2 separate regions of the Homo sapiens genome follow, and region 2 is linked to region 1. Evidence: chromatin contacts called from ENCODE Hi-C or POLR2A ChIA-PET data. All regions are on one chromosome and are shown on one strand. The core of a region is the stretch at or near the end of the contact, and the rest is flanking DNA. Distances in the headings are between cores, read along the strand shown. Region 1 has its middle 320 kb from the start of SNORD151. Region 2 has its middle 240 kb from the start of SNORD151.

Region 1 (2,700 bases), core at 132-2,631:
ATCGTTTGCAATGTGACTGTGGAGTCCCTTTAATCAAGAGATTGAAAGAATTTCCCCGTTTCCAAAGTCTGAACATAGGATGTGAGGAAGTGATGCTGTGCAACCCTTGAGCACTAGGCATTAAGAGGCTGTGCACGTGTTTGTGGTATCCCTTGCTTCTCTGCTTTGACCAGCTGTCTTTGCTGGGCCCAGACATGTGTGAGAGCCCAGCCCAGATCAGTAAAGCCACACATCCAATCTCTAGTCAACTCACAATTGATAATAGGGAGATTTGAAAATATGAAAAAGCAGAATATAAAATGGGATATATATTATAACAACCCTTTGTTTTTTACAAAAATTCTCTTGTATACAAGAGAATACACAAACATGGAAATAATTGCAGAAGAGTGATGGGTTTATGCACCTTTAAAAAAATAAATAATATTCTTAATTTTATCACAAACAACAAATGTAAAATCTTTCCTTATCGCCAAAACATGTGTGCATCAATTTGTTTGGAGTAAATACAATATTTTCCATAAATGCAATTGTATTTGGAATTCTATTTTATTATTTAAAAAATCTCACAACACCTAAGTGAACCCCGTGATCCCAGCTCAGACCAGTAGAACTGCTCAGTTGAGACCGTAACTGCCCAGCTGGCCCACAGGTGGCTAGTAAAATGAAATGCTTGTTGTTGTATGCTGCTAGGGTAATTCAGTTGTTTGTTACACATCTCTGTTGTACAATAATTAGCCATTACCTGTGTGGTTTTAGGTAAGTCATCAGCCTCTTGACTGGTGGTGCCAGCCCCTGGACTGCAGACAGCAGTGGAAGAGAGGCCCAGGAGAAGGGTCCTATGGCGCTCTCAGGGAAGGCTGTGTGGGTGCTCATGTGGGCCCCGTGTGTCCATGGAAGTCTATTTTAGTGATAGGGTGGATGGGAAGACATGGAGGAAATAAGATAAACTTGAGTGCAGCTCCCATAGCACCCATATTTGTCAATTGGTCACAGTCCATGTGTTTGAAGTTATTGCCCCTTTAAGTTCTCTCTGAATAACAGTGAGAAAGATGAGAGAGACAAAAATAAAAAAGGCAGAGAAAGAGAAAGAAGAGGAAGTTACATATAGGATGTGTAATTTGAAATAAACATTAACTGAAATAAACATGAACTTCTCAAATTTGGTTTCTGTTCCCCTAACGCCACCATACTGCCCACCACACCAGGTGTATGACAGCTGACACTATAGAGCAGCGGTTCCCAACCTTCCTGACACCAGGGATGGGGGTTGGTTTTGGGATGAAACTGTTCCACCTCAGATCATCAGGCATTAGTTAGATTCTCATAAGGAGGGCTCAGCCTAGATCCCTTGCATGTGCAGTTCACAATATGGTTTGCGCTCCTATGAGAATCTGATGCCGGTGCTGATCTGACAGGAGGCGGAGCTCTGGCAGTAATGCTCACTCACCTCTGCTCACCTCCTGTTCTGTGGACCGGTTCCTAACAGGCCATGGACCAATGCTGTGGCCTGGGGGTTGGGAACCCCTGCCATAGATCATTCCAGCCTCATTACACCTAGACTTAAAAGTCATACCATCAAGACAGATGCTTCATGATGACTCTGATTGAAGTTTTGATTGTACAGTAACAGCTAGTGCCACACGTATAGTGCTTAATCACATCTTCGTGTGGACATTACACAAATAGCTAGGGCAAAGACTTCAACATCTTTTCCCTCTTGACACTCTTCCTTGTAATCTGACCTGCAATAGTAGCACTGGCCTGAATTGAATCCTCTGGGCTTCGCGGATCTGATAAGCAACAGTTTCCTGGCTCTTATTTATACACTCTTCTTTCCCAGCCAGAGAGAATTCTCTGTTCCTTTCTTACAAAAAAAGTGCCCCCCCTTCTTAGCCTGGCTAGCCTCATTGCATTTCTGCCCTGTCAGTCTTTCATTTTCATTGGCAAAATGGGAAAAATGACATCTGCCTTTTCTGATATTATATGGTTATTGCAATGGTCAAATGAAGTGATTAAGGTCCAAATGGAGTTAGTGTTAAGCATCAGGAACTCTGCAGGATTCCAAGATGATTTGGTCATGGATTCTGTCCTAACAAAGAAGAAAAATGTAAATAATTTATAGATTCATCCTTAGTTTATCTTTATTTCCCCACCCCGTGGAAGTGGATTAATAAGAAAAATAGACTCTTTGTGGTGAATTCTTTTTAATAACTGCCCCTCAGGCTAGAAAAGAGAACTAGGATCAGTGACATTGGTGAGCAAATGTCTTCCTCTAGAAAAACCTTTGCTCTATCATCACACAAGTCTTACTATTTAAAAAGGGAAAAAAATCCTTCCATTAAAGAAAGAAGCATAAGTCAAAGGCCTCTCTCACAGACTTCAAACTGTTAAAGGTAACTAGAGGTGACTGACCAAATTAGGTCAGGCAATAAATAAGAAATATGTTTAATCTTATCAGGATTTTCCACTCCGTTTTCTGTTTTGTTTCATAGATGGAGGGTAGTTAAATATATCTCTACTTTGAGTTTGAAAATACGCTTTAGGAATTGTATCTTATCAGTAAGTGCTTTACAAACACCATTTATTATCTGATTTGAAATATTGCTAATCCATTTGAACAATCTCATTTATCAATGGTATGTCGAGGAAATTTTGTGCCATATATGAATATATATGTGTAAGATTTTTCTCAGTATT
Region 2 (2,700 bases), core at 41-2,540, 79 kb before region 1:
CAAGTATTTTCTTTCATTCTCTGGCTTATCACTTTTATGTTCTTAACAGTGTCTTTTGAATCATAAAAGGTAAAATTTTGATAAAATCCAACTTAGTAATTTTTCTTTTGTGGGTCTTGCTTTCGGAGTCATATCTGATAACTCTTGGCCTAATCTAAGTTCACACAATATTTTTTTGTGTTTGATTCTAAAGGTTTTACACTTTACGTTTTCCATTTAGGCTTACGATCCATCATGAGTTAAGGAGTTGAGGAGGAGGGAGGCTGATCAGAGGAGGAGGAAGGCAGGACTGGAGGAGGATGGAGGCAGGTTTGGAGGGAGACGGGGTTGGAGGTGGAGGGAAGCAAGGTTGGAGGGAGGCGGGGTTGTAGGTGGAGGTGGGCGGGGCTGGAGGAGGAGAGAGGTGGGGCCGGAGGAGGAGGGAGGCGGGTTTGGAGGTGGAGGGAGGCGGGGTTGGAGGTGGAGGGAAGGGAGGTTGCAGGAGGAGGGAGGCGAGGCTGGAGGAGAAGGGAGGCGAGGCTGCAGGTGGAGACATCTTGGAGCTGGGCAGGGCGGTGAAGGGTTCGGAGCAGGGAAGGATGGTCTGAGGGAACCGTTGCCCAGGCCCCTTTATTGGTCACTCTGGTAGCCATGGTTGGTGAGAGAGGGCAGTGAGCCCCTCAGACATGTCTGTGTTCCAGCCACTGAACAAGTGATTGACAGGAGAAATACACAGGAAGGATTTTTGAAAGTGCTTCTTTGAAAAGGCTTATTGTTATAACTGTTAATTCTAATGAACAATTCTTGTTATTGATCTTATTACAAAGGTACTACAAGCAAACTAAAAGAAAAACTCAGAAAATACAGAAAAGTAAAAAGATCCCTTGTAAATTACTAGTCAGATTATTTATGAATATTGGTGTATATACATTATATATATAATATTTCTTATATATTATGTATTTTTCTCTCTGAATTCAAATATTTTAAGTAATTGTGATAACATATACATAATGTTTACCATGGTAGCCCGTTTTAAGCGTGTGGTTCAATGGTATTAAGGACGTTCCCACTGTTGTGCAGCCATCACCACCATCCAACTCCAGAACTCCTTTGTGACCTGACACAGGGCCGAGGGTACTGCCCTCCATTGCTCTGGATCTCAGGAGACCCAGTTCCAGCTGCAAACAGCCGGCCTCTGGGGCTCTGTGGGTGATGAGTCACTTAGCCCACAGGACCCTGGAAACACCCTCCTCAGCAGTCTCCTGGGAGACAGAGGCTCTCTCAGAGCCTGTGTCCCTGCCGGGAATGAGTGTTTCTCACCAGGAGGCAGGCCAGGGGACAGTTGTGGTTGGGTTATTTATTGCCATGACAGTTGAGCAGCGGCTGTGTATTCTCCAGGAGACATCCCCTGACTAGCGAAGGCCAGGGGCTCCGTGGCCTTGCCAACTTTCTGCCCTTGTTGGTATGGGACTCAGAGTTGCAGTGGGGCAGCAGGGAAGGGCTTCTCAGGATGATGAGGGCAGAGTTCATCTGTTCATCTCTTTTCCAGCTCCCTCCATCTCCCCGTAGGAGAAACAGCAGTGGGGGACCCTCCCCCGCAAGGAAAGAGGAAGCTGGAGGACTGGACTGGTGTGGAGCCAGGGCAATTCTGATCAGAGTATGGTGTCCTCTCTAGAATCGATCCCCCAGCTCAGGTCCTGAGGACATCTGGCAGGATCCTGGGAATGGGAGGGTCATGAGGAGAAACTGAGAATGTGTGTTCACAAACACTTTGCAAGACACAGGGGACCGTGCACCCATGTGTAACCTGGTGTGGAGAAGGAGGGCATTTCCTCTCCCTTCTGCAGGGATCAGGGCATGGGGTGGGGTCCCACAGCACCATCTTGGCACAAGCATGAGCTTTAGTGGATTCCCGTGTCCCATGGAGATGCCCTAGGAGGTGGGAAGGCCCAGCAGGACAGGGCAGCAGTGGCAGGAGGCAGCCCAGCAGCAGCTCTGGACATATCAGGAGGGCTCATTTATGGATTCTATTACAGGGTGTGGGGGAACTACAGTGAATTTCATCCTAAAGTCCTAGCACAAGAGAAGCAGAGAATGGAGGTGGTGCTTGGTGGCTGGCGAATTTGTAAGGAAGAATGCTGAAACACCCTACTGTGTTTCTGTGTGTACTGTGGTGTGGGTGTGCCTGGAGGAGGTGCTGGCTATTCTGTGGTTTCTCCGGGAAGAGTTAGGGACATACAGGTAATGCTGCTGGTATAGCCCTGTTTAATATCCCCAGGTTGGAGGTCTGGGAAACTTATGCTATTCTCCCAGCAAACCGGTGACGTAGGTCTTGCAGTGCCCACTTTGCAGATGGGGAAATGGAATCTAGGGGAAGTGACTTGCCCAGATGTGCATGGCTGGTCAGAGGCAGAGCCAAGGCTTGCCTTCACAGCTGTTCACTCTTGAGTTCACATTGTTCTACTCAGCAGAGCCCGTTTGTGTTTATTATGTGTATTGGCAGGTTCCTGAAAGGAGCGGCCTAATTCTCAGTTAATTGAATATCACAATTTGATTTCTTGGCTAGAGGTGAGGGATGAGCCTTAATAGGGGACACCTGGATATACTAAACACAAACACCTTACTCAGCTCTGTTTTATTGTTTTATGCCACTTGCTAAGTAACATTTTTAAATTTATTTGTTGCTATTATTTACTTTGGGCAGGTTACTTCTTGGGC

What was found. Hi-C counts contacts between places; a loop is a spot of excess contacts on that map. ChIA-PET counts read pairs that join two places held with the same protein, here RNA polymerase II (POLR2A). Pooled maps may share reads with other maps.
Region 2: a pooled map shows a loop between it and region 1 (7-fold over the local background). The contact joins two enhancer-like sites. A Hi-C loop is called at or near these places in 10 of 37 single-sample maps with no recorded cell type and 3 of 50 pooled maps. POLR2A ChIA-PET finds 5 or more read pairs at or near these places in 1 of 52 experiments (WTC11).

What each region holds. Positions count from the first base shown.
Region 1 is chr7:47,148,137-47,150,836 of GRCh38, reverse strand. No RefSeq gene overlaps it. Among named protein-coding and RNA genes, the nearest start is that of SNORD151, 320 kb to the left of the region's middle. Within about 2 kb of position 1,381, at least 2 of the 41 ENCODE cell types and tissues checked have a DNase peak (open chromatin) inside an H3K27ac peak, as active enhancers do.
Region 2 is chr7:47,226,566-47,229,265 of GRCh38, reverse strand. No RefSeq gene overlaps it. Among named protein-coding and RNA genes, the nearest start is that of SNORD151, 240 kb to the left of the region's middle. Within about 2 kb of position 1,290, at least 2 of the 41 ENCODE cell types and tissues checked have a DNase peak (open chromatin) inside an H3K27ac peak, as active enhancers do.